Regions from separate parts of the Homo sapiens genome. Here region 1 is linked to region 2. Evidence: chromatin contacts called from ENCODE Hi-C or POLR2A ChIA-PET data. All regions are on one chromosome and are shown on one strand. The core of a region is the stretch at or near the end of the contact, and the rest is flanking DNA. Distances in the headings are between cores, read along the strand shown.

Region 1 (3,866 bases), core at 930-3,429, 240 kb before region 2:
CTGAGAGTCCAACAGGACCCAAGCAAGCCAGTTCTCAGCCCCAGGAATCATATGGAAAGCATCCTCAGGACCCTTCAGCTGTTGGAGCATTGCCCGGGCAGGGTCTCCTCCAGAGAGCATGGCCGCCAACTGCCCACAGCGGGAACGTCAGTGGAGAGAGTTAGGACTTTTCTCTGAGACTCCTCCCTCACCGGTTTGCTTTGTAAAGGACCAGTAGCCCATGCACCCAATTACTTGTTTCAGTATCTCACAGAAAACATAGCTTGTAATTCATTGTTCCTCAAACTTGAGTAATACATCCCTTTTAAAGATAAACAACCTGAAGCCCTGTTTCCCCCTGCATTTTCATTTAGCTTAATGAAAATGTGACCTAAATGTGTGAAAAACCTAAAATCAGGTATAAATCCTGTGTCCTGAAAGCCCCTACTTCAATATAAAATCATTGCATACTTGCAAATTATTTTACAAGCATAGCTAGAAAACCATGAAAATTTTTATGGATGACGTTAATTTGGTGTGACAGGTGATGCTGTCCTCCTAAAACCAAACTGCTAACAGAGTGTGGTGTAGGCAGCTGGGCCCAGCTTTTTGAGTCTGGCCTGCACGTGCTTCCACGTACCTTACAGTTACTCACCCTCCCTCTTTTTTGGGTTCAGAGCCAGGGAAATGAGCACTGTGTGTGTCCACAGGCAGGAATTGGTTGCTTTGTTCAGGGGGGCCTTTGTAGGTGCTCACTGAATGCTTGTGGACTGAAAAGAAGGAATAAATGATCAGTTAAGGCCGCATTCATTCAAGGTACGTAACGGATATTTGAGAATGAATGACCACAGTGATTGGTGTTTTGTGTTGTTGGTAGAGTGATGTGTGGCAGTAATTCGGCCATAAGGAAGGTGAGAAAAATCATCATTGCTAACATTTAAGGGCCTGCCAAGCCTTGGACGTGGGTTAACTCATTGAATCATACTATGTGGTCTCTGTGATAGAAAAGGTTCCCAGTATTTTTTTAAAAGATGCAATTTTTTATAGGGAGGTGCCACATGGCCATTCTGCCTGTACCTTTTATCTAATTTGAATTCTATGTATTTGTTAGAATAATATATTCCCCTTGTTCAAACAGTACAAAACATGGCATGTGAAAAGTCTCTCTCACTCTATACCCTGAGCACCCAACTGCACTCCCCAGAGGCAGCCTGTGTTGATTTTTGCCTTCACTTTTTAAAAAATAATTTTTTTTAAACAACGTTTTTTAAAGTTAAAAAGTTCAAACATGTAAAAACCGGGTTTCTGTTCTAGTTTTGTTCAGGCTCCTGACTTCTATCCCCAGAGACAATTAGGGTTACAGGGTTCTCGTATGTCCTAACAGAGACATCTGTCAGGGGTTCTTAACTAGGGGCAATTTTGCCCCTCAGGGGATACCTGGCAGTGTCTGGGGAGATGCATTCAGTTGTCATGACCGAGGCTGGGGTGCTACTGACATCTAGTGGGTGGAGGTCAGGGATGCTGCTCACCAGCCTGCAGTGTCTGGGACAGCCTCCCTCCATACTCAGTTATAGCCCAAATTGTCAGCAGTGCCAAGATTGAGAAACCCTGGCCTATGCATATGTAAATAAGCAAATACAAACATGCACACGCTTTTCTATGCAAATGGTAGATAAGCCACACCCTGTGCTACACCCTCTTGCCTTTACATTTTAAAACAAAATAGCAGGCATGTCTAGGCCAGCTTTGCAAGACAGTTTTGAATACCCTGATTCTTAAAGCTGGTCCTCTGAACATTGGGCAACAGGTGTGGGAGCAGGGCCAGCTTAGCCCAGAGGCAGCCCTCTGATTTTGCATCCTGGCCCACCTGGGTTTGCCTCTGTCTCGTGTGATTTTCAGCCCCGTAGTTCACATACCTCCTGACGATGCTGTGGAATCCCCGTGTGCTAAAACCCACCACAGGGTCAGAGCTCCCTCCCGTGATGGAATCTCTGTGTAGCCAACCCTCTGCCAAGTCCTTGATTGGAACAAAACTCTCCGGCCCCTTCTTCTTGTATCACTAAAGTATTGGGACAGTGCCTTCTAGTCTTCTCATAACCAAATTTGACACTAAAATGCCCATGGAAAGGAAGGAGTGTGCTGGTTTGGCTGTTCTTTCCCGCATTGCTCCACTTCAGCCGGATTTGGCTTCACCCAGCCATGAGGGACAGTCTCGCATTAATGCACTTCCTTCCGAGGAAGAGCAGCCAGCCAAATAGGCAACAGTCTGAAGGAGAGACTGACCTTACAAGAGTGGAACCGAGTCCTGCTTCCTGTGGCTCATTCTTTGAATTTTGCATCGTAGGAATTGCTGCTTAATACAGGACTTAGGTAGCCCAGCCTGGTCGCTTCTGATCCAGGAAGCAAGAGGTTGAAAATACCGCACACTTTCATGCAAATCCCGTTTCTTTTTTTTCCGCCAGGTCTTCTTAATTATACATCATGCACCGCTGGTGAACTCGTTAGCTGAAGTCATTCTGAATGGTGATCTGTCTGAGATGTACGCTAAGACTGAACAGGATATTCAGAGAAGTTCTGTAAGTCATTAGCTTCGGGACTGACCTTAACAGGAAACCATTGCTCATTTTGCTAATCTGTGTGTTTCTCTAAAATCAGAAACTAACATTCTGAATATATAGCAGTGATGATGCATAAGCTGGTCCGGGATTCAGTGAACCTAATCAGAGTCTTGATTGCATACCCAAGAGAAGCTGGGATCAGGGACCACCTGGATTTGATTGATTGTGTGTTCTTAAACATGGAATTGTACCACTCCGGGCCTTAGGTTGCATATCTGTGAGACACTGTTATCGGGACACAGTGAGAAAATGCCTTATCAGAGGAACTAATGTCTACAGAAGTTGGGCGATGAACATCCATGAATGACTCAGGCCCCAGGTGAGGGCAGTAGAGAGTGGCGAGGGGTGTGGCAAATTGGAGAGTGTATGCCACCTTGGCGAGCAGCTCCTGTTCTACCCCAGGCTGCTGCTGTTCTGCAGGAATATGGATGTAGGATTACTAGGTTTTTTCATGTTTCTAGAGAAGCGGGAAAAACGCATTGTTACGTGTAATCTCTAGTTTTAAATGATCATCAAGCTTTGGACTAAGTAGCATGTTTGTGGTCTGCAGGAAGGAGCTTTGGCGTTCCATTTGGTACACTGCTGAGGGAAAACACCTGATGGCCAGTGTTGTGACTTCTCTTGAAGCTTTTCCATCTTGTCCTCTGTATATCTCTGCTGTCATCTCTCAGATCCTGCTCACATGTCCTGAGCTCCAGCTGCCTTAATCCTGGTCTGACTTGCTTTTCCCCCAGCATGTCCAGCATTTGTGCCTTTGAACCTGCGCCTTTACCGTACCTACAGCCTGGTTCCTGATGCACCTGGTTCCCTCTTTTCAAAGGTCTTACCCACTCTAAGCTCCTTATGGCAGGGATCTCACCTGTCACTGAATCAGCTGCAGTCTGGGCTGCACAAATGCTCATCTCACTTATGCGGAGCCCAGGCTGCAGCTGATTCAGTGACAGGTGAGATCCCTGCCATAAGGAGCTTAGAGTGGGTAAGTGAGATGAGCATAGTGCGTTTTATACAAGGGCTGTTTCATAAAGGTTTCCTCTCTGCAGCCAGGTGCTCAGGCAGTGGCCAGGCTGGTAAAAGGGCCAGCTCGCCCTGGGGTAGTAGATTTGCTGCCCCACCTACATGAATGGGTGGAATGTGACCCTGTGGATGAAAGGCCACCACTGCATGGAGTACAATTACAAGAGGCCCCTGCCCTTCCACTGGTTTTGGTGTATGATGGTCTGGCCAGGTCATTTTGTTATTCAGGGGAGCATTAGCGCCTCTGAAAAGCTT
Region 2 (3,512 bases), core at 933-3,432:
AGTGGCACCATCGTAGGCCACTGCAGCCTCAAACTCCTGTGCTCAAACGATCCTCCAACCTCAGCCTCCCTGGTAGCTGGGACTACAGGCATGCACCACCATACCTGGTTAATTTTTGTATTTTTAGTAGAAACAGGGTCTTGCTATATTACCCAGGTTGGTCTGAAACTCCTAGACTCAAGCGACCCTCCTGCCTTGGCCTCCCAAAGTGCTGGGATTACAGGCATGAGCCCCTGTACCCAGCCGATAAACACTTTTTGAAGTCCTTTTTTTTTTTTTTAAAGTAATGAATGGATTGTAGGAATCATGGTAATAAAAGACTGATTCATGCTACATAAAGTGGATGAACTTGAAAATATGTTGAGTGAAAGAAGTCAGACACAAAAGGCCACTTACTGTATGATTCCATTTATATGAAATGTCCAGAATAGGCAAATCCACAGAAGAAGAAAGTGGATTAGGGTTGGCCGGGCACGGTGGCTCACGCCTGTAATCCCAGCACTTTGGGAGGCCAAGGCGGGTGGATCACAAGGTCAGGAGATCGAGACCATCCTGGCTAACACGGTGAAACCCCGTCTCTACTAAAAAATACAAAAAATTAGCCGGGCGTGGTGACGGGCCCCTTTAGTCCCAGCTACTCGGGAGGCTGAGGCAGGAGAATGGCGTGAACCTGGGAGATGGAGCTTGCAGTGAGCTGAGACGGCGCCACTGCATTCCAGCCTGGGCGACAAAGCGAGAATCTGTCTCAAAAAAAGAAAGAGAGAGAGAGAGAGAAGGAAGGAAGGAAGGAAGGAAGGAATTAAGGAAGGAAGGAAAGAAGGAAGGAAGGAAGAAAGAAAGAAAGAAAGAAAGAAACAAAGAAAAGAAAGAAAGAAAGAAAAGAAAAAGAAAGAAAAGAAAGAAAGGAAAGAAAGAAAGAAAAAGAAAGAAAGAAAGAAAGGAAAGAAAAAGAAAGAAAGAGAAAAAGAAAGAAAGAAAGAAAGAAAGAAAGAAAGAAAGAAAGAAAGAAAGAAAGAAAGAAAGAAAGAAAGAAAGATAGATTAGGGTTTACCAGGGGCTGGGACAAGGGCGGTTGGGCGGGTGACTGCTATGAATATGGGGTTGTATTTTAGGGTGGGGAAAACATTCTGGAACTAGACTGATGGTTATATAACACTGTGAACGTACTAAATGCTACCTAACTGTACTTTAAATTGGTGATTTTTATGTGATGTGTATTTTACCACCTTTTTCTTTCTTTCTTTCTTTTTTGGAGACAGATTCTCACTCTGTCACCCAGACTTAAGTGCAGTGGCATGATCTCAGCTCACTGCAACCTCTGCCTCCCAGGTTCAAGCTATTTTCATGCCTCAGCCTCCCGAGTAGCTGGAATTACAGGTGTGTGCCACCACACCCAGCTAATTATTGTATTTTTAGTAGAGATGGGGTTTCACCACGTTGACTAGGCTGGTCTCAAACTCCTGACCTGAAGCAATTCTTCCACCTCAGCCTTGCGAAATTCTAGGATTACAGGCATGAGCCACTGTGCCTAGATGCCACCATTTGTTTTAAAGTAATTAATGGGGCTGGGTGCAGTGGCTCATGCCTGTAATCCCAGCACTTTGGGAGGCCGAAGCGGGCAGATCACCTGAGGTCAGGAGTTCGAGACCAGCCTGGCCAACATGGTGAAACCCCATCTCTACTAAAAATACAAAAATTAGCCAGGCGTGTTGGCATGCACCTGTAATTTCAGCTACTCGGGAGGCTGAGGCAGGAGAATGGTTTGAACCCTGGAGGTGGAGGTTGCAGTGAGCCAAGATGACGCCACTGCACTCCAGCCTGGGGGACAGGTGAGACTCCATCTCAGGAAAATAAATAAATAAAAATAAATAAATAAAGTAATTAATGGTAAAACAAAAAAAGTTGAACTTTGCTCTGAATCTTCACAGTATGCCTACATGTGGTGCCCTATTTTCTCTGTTTTGCAGGTGGGGAAGCTGAGGCCCAGAGAGGTGAGTGGCATGTCCGAAGCAGCCCAGCGCAGGGTGCGAGGTAGGCAGGGCTGGGCCCCCGGGCCTTCCCTGTGAACCATCTGCCCGCCGGTTGCAGGAGGCAGTTCCTGGAAAGCAAGCGGGCCGAGTTCCTCACAGAGATCAGAAGAGCAACAAGATCTCCAGGCCAGGGCAGAGGTCCCCGCCCTGGATGCTGGTGACACTTCCCCTGGGCGGGAGGGGCTGGGAGCATGCAGATCTCAGCCCTGAACAGCCTGTCCTCTCGCCTCGAGGTTCTTGGTAGGCTGGGAACAGCCTGTCCTGCTGAGCTTCCTGTCACCTCTCTAGCTGCCCACACGCCGCACAGCTGCCACCGCCGGCCCTGGCCCGGGAGAGGGGGGTCTCTGGGGATCTTAGCAGGCCATGGTGGGGGTGTCTTGGGGCCAGCCTGAACTGAAAGACCATCACAGCTTGCAAGCCACCTCCCTGCTCTGTTGCTGGCTCTCCTTGAAGACAAGTGTTTTTCAATTAACCAAAGCGGTGCATGGCAATGTGATAGGGGAATGAAACACAGCAACAGAATCAATGCCCCACGCTGGGCAATAGCCGACTTTCTGTTCGCTCCCATCCCTTCCTTCCCTCCCCGCCTCCTTCCCCTGCTCCTTCCATTCCACAAACATTTATTGAGCACCCGCTGTGTGCCAGCCACTGTTCTAGGCCCTGAAGACACAGAAGTGAACAAAAAAAAAGAGTCCCTGTGCACATCCTGGAGGGACTTTCCCCGTGTGTGTGTGTGTGTGTGTGTGTGTGTGTCTATACAGTGTATGGAGACAGTGGATAATAAAAGCTGTTTATGAGGCACTTTCTCTGAGCTGTTCCATGTGCTTCACTTATACTCATTCAGCTAATCCTCAGGACACCCCCGTGAAGTCAGTGATATTAGTCACAGAGGCCCAGAGAAGTGAAGTGACTTGCCCAAGGTCACACAGCCAGCAAGAGGCCAAGCCCGGATTGAACCCCAGCCGCCTGGCTCTGGAGCCTGCAGCATAACCACAGCAGGGAACTGCCACCGGAGACAGACATCGACAGCCACTAGGAGATGTTAACCAACAGGCTTGTCTTCACGGCACGGCCCCCGCTTCACCAGCTGCACTGTTTGATGAGCTTTGCAGGTCCCAGATCTTATAAGCTCATGGTGATTGATCCAAATGATGCAGAGGTCGGCCTAAAGTTAGAAGTGGGCCCCTCTCTGCCCCAAGACAGCCCTTCACCCCAATTCCATTCCCACAGTTTGGGCATCCACCCAGGCTGCCAAGCCAAGCGGGGGCTGCCCGGGTTAGCAGGGACCTGGCCATGGGCCTCCTCAGCTAGGGGCCGCCTCTCTGAGGAGTGGGTGCCCCGCCCCTCCGTGGGCCGCCTGGTTTCTCTTATTGGCAGCGTCTGTAGTCCCCTGGCTCTGTCACCCGCAGCTATTCTAGGCCTCTGGTTCCTTTCACTTTCTGCTCTGCGTCTTCCTGCCTCGGTGGTTCCCCACCATCCAGC

The links. A loop is a pair of places that touch in the nucleus more often than their neighbours do. ChIA-PET counts read pairs that join two places held with the same protein, here RNA polymerase II (POLR2A). Pooled maps may share reads with other maps.
Region 1: a pooled map shows a loop between it and region 2 (2.7-fold over the local background). The contact joins two enhancer-like sites. A Hi-C loop is called at or near these places in 3 of 168 maps with a recorded cell type or tissue (HepG2, K562 and naive thymus-derived CD4-positive, alpha-beta T cell), 2 of 37 single-sample maps with no recorded cell type and 12 of 50 pooled maps. POLR2A ChIA-PET finds 5 or more read pairs at or near these places in 8 of 52 experiments (H1, activated CD4-positive, alpha-beta memory T cell, activated CD8-positive, alpha-beta T cell and 3 more).

What each region holds. Positions count from the first base shown.
Region 1 is chr16:10,980,437-10,984,302 of GRCh38, forward strand. It overlaps CLEC16A (C-type lectin domain containing 16A), which reads left to right. Exons shown (of 24, transcript NM_015226.3): 10 at 2,442-2,555. Among named protein-coding and RNA genes, the nearest start is that of CLEC16A, 38 kb to the left of the region's middle. RefSeq lists an enhancer at 1-467 and a silencer at 1,534-1,603. Within about 2 kb of position 2,180, at least 7 of the 41 ENCODE cell types and tissues checked have a DNase peak (open chromatin) inside an H3K27ac peak, as active enhancers do.
Region 2 is chr16:11,222,134-11,225,645 of GRCh38, forward strand. It overlaps LOC107984859 (a long non-coding RNA gene), which reads left to right. Exons shown (of 4, transcript XR_007064984.1): 3 at 1,968-1,991; 4 at 2,089-2,831. Among named protein-coding and RNA genes, the nearest start is that of SOCS1, 32 kb to the right of the region's middle. RefSeq lists enhancers at 2,322-2,371, 2,852-2,931, 3,362-3,512. Within about 2 kb of position 2,183, at least 20 of the 41 ENCODE cell types and tissues checked have a DNase peak (open chromatin) inside an H3K27ac peak, as active enhancers do.